Linked DNA regions of Homo sapiens: region 1 is linked to region 2. The links are chromatin loops, found by intact Hi-C in ENCODE. Cell type or tissue: endothelial cell of umbilical vein. All regions are shown on one strand. Links, peaks and the distances in the headings refer to the core of each region. The heading gives the core; the rest is flanking DNA.

Region 1 (5,380 bases), core at 280-5,279, 390 kb after region 2:
AAATATAGGATAAAGTGAAGGAGATGTGATTGGTGAAAGACATTTGGGAACCTTCAGTAGTCTTTATTAATTTTGTTAGTTGCATTATGGGTTCATAGGCATTCATTTTATTATTATACATTATAATATGTGTTATATTTATATCATATATTTTATAATAGTTTACAGAGAAAGAAAGGGAAGAAATGTTCCCTTGCCCTTCCATTTTCCTCTCCAGCACAGTCAAGCGCTCAATATAATCTTTTATTTATGTATTTTTTTTTGAGACAAAGTCTTCCTCTGTCACCCAGGCAGCAGTGCAGTGGCGCTACCTCGGCTCACTGCAACCTCCGCCTCCCGCATTCAAGCGATTCTCCTGCCTCAGCCTCCCAAGTAGCTGAGATTGCAGGCACGTGCCACCACACCCTGCTGATTTTTGTGTTTTTAGCAGAGACAGGGTGTTACCATGTTGACCAGGCTGGTCTCGAACTCTTGATCTCAAGTGTTTCACCTGCCTAAGCCTCACAAAGTGTTAGGATTACCGGTGTGATTACCGGCCAGGTGCTCAATATATTCTTAATGACCAGTTTATCTGGGGACAAGCCTGCCTCAAGAGAGGGCTACAGAGAAGCCCAAATACTTCTCAACATTTTTAATACAAAATCCTAGAAGCAGCTCCTTTGATAAATGTAGATGAGGATAAATGGATAAATGGAAAACAAGGACTAGAGAGCAGAGCTCTGTGTGGGCCACATAATTTCAGGACACTGCCCCTGCCTCTTTACACACTTCTCTGCCTCCGGCATCTTTCATAAAAACTTTCTTTCATGAAATCTTTACTGCTTTTTTATTGTAAATAAGTATTCCCTCATTTGGGTTCCCATTACTATGCAAACTATCATTCCTTAGTTGCATACATGTCTGCATACCTATGCAATTGTCATGATTCCTCTGGCCAGAAAATTATCTTATTAACCTAAATGCTCCCAAAGTTTCTAGCATATCCTGGATAAGCTAGATATACTTATCCCAAATAAGTTATTATCCAATGGAATTAAATTGATTCTTCTTCAAGTTCACTCCAGATTCATGTCCAAAGCAAAGCATTCACCTCTTTCTGCCTTGCAAAGTCTGCTTAGGAAGTCAGTACATTCTCATGATTTCCCTAGGATGATGTAAAACTAATAGTGGTAGAGAATTCTGCATGAAGTGCCACAAGCAAGATTCCTAAATTCAGATCGGACAGCCTCCTTCACTCCTAATTCTCTAATAAAGGGGATGAGCACAGTAAACAGGAGGAAGAAAAGGAAGAAAAAAAGCAAAGACAAGGTAGTCATGTCAACAAAGTCTGCATGTCTGTTGGGTCACCCAGCGCCCAAATCTCAATTTTATCCTAGATCCCTCTTTCTCATTCCCACGCCCTATTCTTTCCTTCCCCTTAATATGGCTCTCTCCCTCACTTGGGCTTGGTCCATAACACCCTAGTCCAGGCTTCTGTTTCTCTAGGAAACCCTTCCAGAGTCCTCACTTATATCCCAGTCTCAGTTCTGTCCTTACCCCCTCATCACCATCTCTAAGCCATCCACCACTGCAGGCAGCCTGGCATTTCCAAGCCACAAATTGGACCCCACTGTCCCCCTGATCCCCTGATCCTATTTACTGTCTCTCCTTCACCCCTAAGACATGATCAAAATTCCTCAGCAAAACTTTGAAGTCTTCAGGTTATCTTATCTATTCCCACTTCTCCCCAACACACCTGCCATTAAAGTACATACCCTTCTCCAACAGATCTCACATCTCTGGGTAGACTGCTCCTTCCCCTTCCTTTCTGAGAATTATAAAAGAACTCTCGGCACATAATGCCTCCATCCTGAACCCCTGCTGGAAAAGACTTGACCAACCCTAGCATAGCTTCTGGCAACCCAAGGCTGCATCTCTGGGAAGACCTAGCCCATCTTTTAGTTGCTGTCTGAAAAACTTAGTAGTTGTAAAAAGAATTTACTGTATCTTCTAGCTGAGACTTGAGGAGAGGTCGCCGTCTCCCTCTTTCTTAGAGAATTTACTTTAAGGAGCTTGCAATTGTAAATCTTTCCTCTGTTACTTTGAGATGTATGTGTATGTGTCTCCTACAACCCAGGAGTGTCTTTCTCAAGGACCTGAAAGCAAAGCCATTCCTTTGAAAGGTAATCATCAGGAAGGATAGGGCCTTGGTCTCTAAATCTCCATGGGAGAATAGACTCCTAAAAAGCAGACACGGCTGGCTTCATCACATTTACACTGACCTGCCCTCCAACCCACTTTTTGTAACTGTTCACTTTCCTGACTGCTTGAGCTCACTCCCTGTCCCTACTCCTTCATTCTCCTTCTAAAACACCCAGTTACCTCCACACAATTGGGAACAGAGCTGAGCTTTTTTTCCCTACTGTCAGCGCTTACTGTGCAAGATTTATTTTCACCACTTTAACACGTCTGCCTTTGTTTATCTTTAACAATTCCGCACTCCAAGACCCAGCCCTCAGGTTACCGCCTCCAGGAAATCTCCTTTCTTTGGCCTCCAGGAAGGTGTTTGCCTCTCGTAAGTGTGCCTATGCAACTTGAAACACACATACACTAGGATAGTCATGTGAAACTAAAATTTCCTTTTCCTCTGGTCAAAATTCCATCTAGACTAAAGCCCTAAAGGTCGCAAATTGGGTTTTACTTATTCCCATATGCATGGTGCCAGGTATAGAACAGACCTTGAATAAATGCATATCAAGTGGAGACTTGAATGAATGAGGGAATGAGTGTCTGTGTGTGGGATTGTAAGGGTTAAGAGGCCTCTTTCTAGAGCTGTCCCTGTAAAAAATGGAGACCCAGAGGTGTGGTTGCAGAGCAGGAGCAAGGCAATTACCCTTCTCCAGGAGGAGATGAAGACAGACCAGTGTGGACTTGCCCTTCGTTGCCTCTGAGATGTTTTCCATTCCATTTCTACCCTTCCCAAATCTTTGTTAGTTTGTACGCAAGATCTTTTTCCTCCAGGGCTGTGAAGAACTATTTTCTGTTATTTATTGTAATGGGGTGGGGAGAAGTGAGGGGACTCAAATCTTTTCAAACACCAGACAAAATTTGCCAGCTGAAAGGGCTTCATCTTGGCCATAACCAGATGAAAATGTGTGATGTCAAGCCAACCTAAGCTATCCCATTGTTTTTAAGTGTGACTAAATACTGACTAATATTACTTCCTCTGGCACTTTTCATTTTTTTTTTTTTTTTGACTCAGTACAATGGAAATGTTCCAGGCTGTTGTTATAGTTTGCTGTCTGGACAGAATGACTTCCTGCACATCATAACCACTTATGATGGAGAAAAATAGAAGGGGTGAGAATCCCAAAATTCCCAAGAATACCCCTAAGTTTAGCAATGGCTTTTGGCTTGGATTTTTGTTGTTTTTGTTGTTATGTTTTGTTCACAAAAGCAATAAAGAATACTGAAATCCAAGTTGGAAGGGACCTTGCCAAAGTTGCTCATTGAGGAGCCAACATTTTTCCGGCCATCCTGAGACCTGCAGTGTCGCCACGACATTCCCTGCCAAGCAGTTCAGACTGGTAAATTCTCTCTTTCTTCAGGAGTTCTGTTCCTTCAAAAACAAGCTCTCACACCTTTGGACTATTAGCACTCTCTTCTGCCTCCCTGCAGACTCTTCTTTTTAGCTCTGCCTTTTGGGAAGCAAGTGGTGTTTGAGGAAAGGAAAGTGATTCAGAGCCGTGTTCCATGCAGACTAGATCACTGGAGACACGATTGGTAGTGACTTTTCTCACAGAGGAAATGAAGAAGTAAGCAGAGCCTAAGCTCTGGGAATGTCTTCAGAGAGTGGAAACAAAGGATACTGTTTAAACGTGCGTCTGGAAGGTCAGATAAGTCCCTTCTCTCACATGTATGGCAGATGATAGATAACCAAAATTGTCTGATCCAAGCATTTCAGACTGAATGAAGTTCCAGTATGTTCTCCACTCCTTCTAAAACCAATAAGCCCCTGCCCCATCCAACTCCTAGGTTCAGTCTCTATTAGCTACCACTTTAGGCTATATGTTGAACAGTCATCACCCTCAGCTTTCTGCCTCTCCCAATCAATCTGGTGGCAGCACAGATCAGCTGTCCCGTGCCACCTTCAGAGAAAGCCTGCTATCCCTCTCAAAAAGATTTTCCTCCCATTATTGTTAGAAGCTAGAGCATTCACAAGGAGGTGCAGTACCCCTCTGAAAATCAATTAAAGCCCCTTTCAACTGTGGGATACGCTTTTCCCGGGGTGTGAGTCATTTCCATAACTCTGAGTTTCCACCAGTTTTAGGGTCAAAGAAAAAGCCAGCCCCCACAGGGCCTTTCAGCTCCCTGGGAATTTTAAGAAAAAGGATTCATTCCATGGCAGAGATGATTGCCTTCTTTTTAACTGCAATTGGTGGCCCAGAAACCACAGCCATCAAATGCAGAAGCTTTGCTAAATCATCACTATTTCAGCTACTAATTAGATCTAATGTTCACAGCAGAGGAGTCTGTGCGAGCAATAAACCACTTCTTCAAGTGATGAAACTTCCAAGTAAACACACTTTGATTACCACAAGAAACATTCCCTTGCACAGGTTTTTTGAGCCAATGAATAGAACCCCCCAGACATGGCTCCATAAATGGAGTAGCAGTAGACTGGAACTCTGGATGAGCACAGACAACCCTGTCTCAATTAGTCAGTCCCCTGCTCTACCTTTTGGGTTCTGGCAAGATGCCTCCAAGGGCCATATATGTGACAAAGTAAATTTTAGTTAACAGCAAATTCGCTGGGTATACCATGAGACGACACTGCCTGAAGGCTTGGGCCATCCAGTGAGAAAATCATCTGCTACTTCTGGGGTGTAGGGTCGCAGGTCCCTTGGACCCAATGTAAGGGAGTAGGTTTAGAGAAAGGGACCGTAGTGGCAAGGAAACCTGAGGCACTGTGCTAAATACTTTTTTACATTAGTTATCGCATAGCAAAAATATTGGCATTGGCTCCAGAACATTCTCAGAAGTGCTCACTTGATGTGCCTTTAATAACCTGATTGATTCTTTTTACATTGTATCTATAGACCAAAACATCACATTGTACCCCATAAATATACACAATTATTGTCAATCAAAAATAAATTAATAAAAAATTATGCAAGATCTACATGTTCATTGAAGAAAAAATAGAAAATACAAACAAGCAAAAAGAAAGTCTTTCATAAACCTGTTGTCTAAAGTGGGGTTTTTCAACCTTGACACTAGGGATATTTTGGGCTGGATAATGCTTCATTGTGAGGACTATCCTTGCATTGAGGACATTGAGTGGTATCCCTGGCCCCTACCCACTAGATGTCATTAGCACAGCCTCCCCACATTTGTTAAC
Region 2 (5,380 bases), core at 156-5,155:
TTGTGCTGAGATGTAAACTTTACCTAAATTAACCACAACTTACCATCTAAAGCTTCCCTCCAGAAAGTAGACTCCTTTAATAGACTCTGGACTTCCAAAATAAGTTGTTGATATAGATGGTGGCAGTGCAATCGTTGTCTAGGTGGAAAGACAGATTTGTGGTGCCTCCTGCTTTGCCATATTCTCAGAATCCCTTTCACTTCCTTCGATTTTTACTAAGCAGAACTAACTTCCTTAATTCCTCTGCCATGCCTGCAACTATTCCTTTTCTCCCTTCTTTACCACCCCCTCCTCCTTTCTCCCTGTCTCTAAATTTAGGTTCCCACTCAGAGTTCTCACTTTGACCTTCCGTTTTCTCTCAGTAGATGTCACTACTCTAATAAGATCAACTTTGATCTTTCTTTATCTAATTATTTGAACTGCTTGTGACTTGGTACTGTGTTTTCCTTTGACAAGTTTTGTTTCATTTATCCATGAGATCTTTTCATAGATAACACCTGCCTTTTCACTTTCAATGTATCCCTAATTCTACTCATCATCTTACTCAAAGGCTTACATTCTGTTAGACATACCATTATATTTTCTAGTCTTGCCAACTAAATCGTGTTCATTGATGATATATCTTGCTTTCTTTGTATATCTATCACCAAGGCTTACAGGATTATTTCAATCTCTTTATTTTCTTGCCCATCATCCTAGTTCATATCTTCTGGGTTACAACCTACTCATTGCCTTCATTCTATCTTTTTCACATTCCAACTGCATATCTGTAACCACTTAGTGGTTTAAAAAATATTATTTTCTTCCTTTGGCTTTTCCACATTAAATTTCTCCTCTTGGTTTATTTTTCAGAGTACTCTATGACCTACCTCATCCTATGTAGCACACTGTATCTCCCACTGTCCTTTTTATACAGTCCTTGCTCTTTTGAAGCTCATATCGTCATTGTCAGCTTCATATGCCAAGCCAATTTTTCTTGTGTCTTTCTCAATACCTGATGAACCCTCATATCCTCATTTTTAGAAGCCTAACTCTACTATTTTACTCATACGTGTCTGACAACTGGATCATCTTGATCTCTCTCTTCTCTGCATCCTCAGTCTTTTGATTGAGTCATGTGATGTGGTGGCATGAGCCCAGGGTTTAGGGCTAAGAAACCCTGCTCTGTTGCTTATCACTGCATTTCCCATCTTTACATGCAAAAATGAGGATATTAATAACAATTTTTAGAAGGTTATTTTGAGGACTAATTAAGATAATGTAGAGTATCCAACAACTGCTGGTTCAGAGTAAAGGCTACTATGAGTCAGTTAATAAATAGATTTATTAATGCTGTTTGATTTTTTCTGCCACTTAATATATACCCTTTTGTGGGGTAATGTAATCATTGCATGTACATTAATCTTGCCACCAAACTTTATTTTATAAGCCAGAATCATAAAATAACATGGGAGACTTGTAGAAATTATTTAAAATCACAAATCGTAGAGCACCAGATTTGACATGGTCCTAACCCCTCTGCCCTTTCTTGTGATGAGGAAACTGGAGCCTAAATTTCTTAAGTGAACTGTTCATGGTGACACAGTTACTAGGAGAGCTGGTCCTAACCACAACTAGAGATTTCTGGACTCCCAGGCCTCTGCTCTTTCCATTACCTTCTTGTTCATTTATTTTAGCAATTGCCTGAAGGCAGGATCACAACCCATATTTCTGTATCACCCATAACCTTTATTTTCATTTCATTTTATTTTTTTTGAGATGGAGTCTTGCTCTGTTGCCCAGGCTGGAGTGCAGTGGCGCAATCTCGGCTCACTGCAAGCTCCGCCTCCCGGGTTCACGCCATTCTCCTGCCTCAGCCTCCCAAGTAGCTGGGACTACAGGCGCCCACCACCACACCTGGCTAATTTTTTGTATTTTTAGTAGAGACGGGGTTTCACTGTGTTAGTCAGGATGGTCTTGATCTCCTGGCCTCGTGGTCCACCTACCTCGGCCTCCCAAAGTGCTGGGATTACAGGCATGAGCCACCACGCCCGGCCCATAACCTTTATTTTATTGCGAGAAGATAGAATAGCTACTTGATTGATATTTGTGGCTTGATTGATCTATTCTTTCTTCGACTGTGCAATAGGAATTCTCTGGGAAAGGACTATGAAGTCTGTATACTTATCACCCTTTTGATGCTTTTGGGGTTGTTGTAAGCATGCAAAGGGTTCATTGTGCACTGCTTCTGTATACTGACTCAGGGTGGTGGGGAGAGGAAATGGGAGAGGAAGTTATATACATCTTGAGCAAATCAAGCTTTTCTATTTTTAGTCCTTGCTACTGTTTGGAAAGTACAGCCTCTGTTCATGGCAGTCTGGCATGTGTTTCCTTAGTGCCATTTCGAAAGGGGGAAAAAATAAATATGGGAATTTTTTTTTTTTGTAGTGAAAATAGTTACTCAGTGAAATCACATAAGTTTCCCGTTTTTCTCTTGATGAAACCTCAAACCCACTAGGCACAGATTCCTCAACCTCAACTATGCATGTGAAAGGCTCATGCAGAACAGGAGACCAGAGTCAGCAAAACCTTGTATAGCAAGATAAGCTGTGGTGCCCCAGAGAAGCGCGGATGGGTGGCGGAGGTGGGGAAGGCAGGGAAGGGAATGGTGATGTTCTTTCATATTTAGTGGGGAACTTGGCCAACTACCAGATCGTTGCCCCCTGGAAAAGGCTGAAACCTGAACTAAGATAAAGAGACACATAGCTTTGCAGCTTTTTGCTTAAGCTGTTCCTTTTGCTTCAGTTTCTGTCCTTGGTAAAAGTTTCCCTGACTGCTTTATAGCTACTCCCCCAATTCAAATAAATAATTTTTCTTTAATAGTTGTGATGGCATTTGGGAGATTTTTCCAATCTAAGGCTATATCATTAGGACACGATAAAGAGCCTTTTATGCTAGTAAATAAAATGATTTGATCTGTATTTAGATGGATTGCTATAACATAGTGGTACTCAAGTGATCAGAAATGGTGATGACAGAGTGTCTTGGAGTCACCTTCAGGGGTCCATTGAGGCAGACAAGGACCTTAACCAAGGTGGTGGCCATGACCATGGAGAAGGGGAACAAGAATCAAAAGCAATTTGGAAAGAGGGGGCTTATGGGAAAGAGAAGAGTCCAGGATGCTTGGCAGGATTGTGACTTTCTTCAGGGAGAATACATATCCTTCCTGTCCTAGTATGTGGCAAATGGAAGAATCCTTTGGAAAAAAATGAGGACTTTGAAGCAGGTGTGATGTGAATGTTACTAGAGGAAATGTTGATACCAATGAGCAAATATTGCCCTTTGTTAATGAAAGGGACTATACAGTCTCCAGACATAAACAGCTCTGCCTAGACAAAATTGTAGCAGTAGGGTGAGAATAATGCATTGCTATAATTAATGCTAATTTGTGGATATTGCTGTATTGTTGTCATTGTTTTTTAATTGAATATGTATTAAGCTCCAACAGGGTGCTATGAATAATGCCAACTTATAGTTGATTTATGAGAACACTCAGAAGACTTTATTAACACCAGTAAATGGAAACTCGCACTCCTTCGAGGTGGTAAACGTCTTTGCCATTTCGACAGATGAGGAGAAGTGAAGTAGATTGTGTTTTCTCTGTTGGCACTGCGGGTGAGAACACAGAAACTGTCGAATGAGAGAAAAGTATTTTCCTTGTCCCCTGGAATTGGGTTAGAATACATTAGTAAAGAATTCTTTAATGTGTTCAGAGTTGTGGGATTTTAATTAAATTGTTCCAGTTATTGTTAGCACTTGGATTAGCAACTGGCAACCAAATTCTAGGCCAGCAGATTTCAAATTTAGCATGGACAAGAATTGGGGTGAGGCCGATGGGTTTGTTAAATGCCAATTATTAGGCCCTGCCTTCAAAGGTTTAGATTTGGTAAATCTAGGAGGGGGCTTAGGAAAATCTTATGTTCATGGATATCGAAGGTGCTTCTGTCCTCAAAGGTTGCTAGCTTCCTTTCAAAACTCCAGTATTTTCTTATTTTAGGACGTATCTTTGGCCACCAAAATCTAGCTTCACCTGAGACCAAGGGCTTTTTATTTAATAGCTGCAAATTCTCTTATAACACACCAAGTATAATCCTGTAATCCTCTTTTATACACAACATACCACCAGAAAACATGTGCAGAAGACTTACCGTATGCTTAGCATTCTAGTGGACACATGATTTCTACTACCTTATTTCACCTGGTCTCCAAAATATCCCTGTGGGGTTGGTATTATTGCTCCCTTATTTCATAAGAAGACACTAAAACTAAGAGTATACGACTTGGTCAAACATCACATCCAGTTTAATCCTTTCTATCTTAACCTGGTTAGGCATATATTTTACTTTAAGTTTGAACAACAGGTGGGATTCTTTTTGGCACTGACAGAGTTTGCAGTTGACAGTAGAGACTGTAAACTCGGCTTAAGTGGACCCGTCCCATAAAGAAAAACATTCACATTGGAACAAGGGAGAGGTGAAAAGGAAAGTTGGAAGTGAGTAATTCAACTTTTCATTTTTTTTTGTCCCCTTCCTTCCTTCCTTCCTTCCTTCCTTCCTTCCTTCCTTCCTTCCTTCCTTCCTTCCTTCCTCTCTCTCTCTCTTTTCTTTTTTTTTTTTTGAGTCTCACTCTGTCGCCCAGGCTGGAGTGCAATGGCATGATCTCGGCTCACTGCAAACTCCGCCTCCTGGGTTCAAGCGATTCTCCTGTTTCAGCTTCCCAAGTAGCTGGGATTACAGTTGTGTGCCACCATGCCTGGCTAATTTTTTTTTTGTTGTTTTTTTTTTTTTTTTTGCATCTTTAGTAGAGATGGGGTTTCACCATGTTGGCCAGGCTGGTCTCAAACTTCTGACCTTGTGATCCGCCTGCCTTGGCCTCCCAAAGTGCTGGGATTAGAGGCGTGAGCCACTGCACCGGGCCTGTCTCATTTCTTTAATACGAGGTACTAAACTGTCACTGAGTAAATAGTAGACATTTGATTATTATTTGACTCTGAATATTTTTTGAAAAAAGGAACATTTCATAAGAAAGCCTGAAATGAGACATGAGCAGAATTCTGGGGTATAGAAATGATTTTTAAGTTGAGACAAGAATAGTGAAGCTTGAGACGACATTATTCCTTGCCTCCTTTAGACTTTCTTCAGCCTCCACCTAGCAAAGTAAAAGTCTTGTCATAGCAGTCTGTTGCATTGTATTCCCTGGGTCTAAGGCAGAAATGTGTACGTGCTCCAATAACCCTTGTTTGTTGTGCTGTGGAATCACGTTCATTTCTGATTAAGGTGAAATCAGTAGCTTTCTGATACGGTCTCTCACTCACTTTTTATCAATGGCAACCTTTTTCCTA

The links. Hi-C counts contacts between places; a loop is a spot of excess contacts. Peaks named below come from ENCODE experiments on the same cell type or tissue, not always from the same donor. Only the 100,000 strongest peaks of a DNase experiment are listed, where the experiment ranks them.
Region 1: a loop joins it to region 2, with 2.8 times the contacts of the local background. A loop is called at or near these places in 1 of 110 quality-filtered maps.

What each region holds. Positions count from the first base shown.
Region 1 is chr3:188,897,612-188,902,991 of GRCh38, forward strand. No RefSeq gene overlaps it. Among named protein-coding and RNA genes, the nearest start is that of TPRG1-AS1, 47 kb to the right of the region's middle. RefSeq lists an enhancer at 2,660-3,859. In endothelial cell of umbilical vein, for the core only: no CTCF peak of the experiment used is centred there; DNase peaks (open chromatin) are centred at 3,220, 3,760 and 4,210; H3K27ac peaks cover 3,309 bases.
Region 2 is chr3:188,505,061-188,510,440 of GRCh38, forward strand. All of the region lies in intron 5 of LPP (LIM domain containing preferred translocation partner in lipoma), which reads left to right. Among named protein-coding and RNA genes, the nearest start is that of LPP-AS1, 61 kb to the right of the region's middle. In endothelial cell of umbilical vein, for the core only: no CTCF peak of the experiment used is centred there; a DNase peak (open chromatin) is centred at 2,361; H3K27ac peaks cover 901 bases.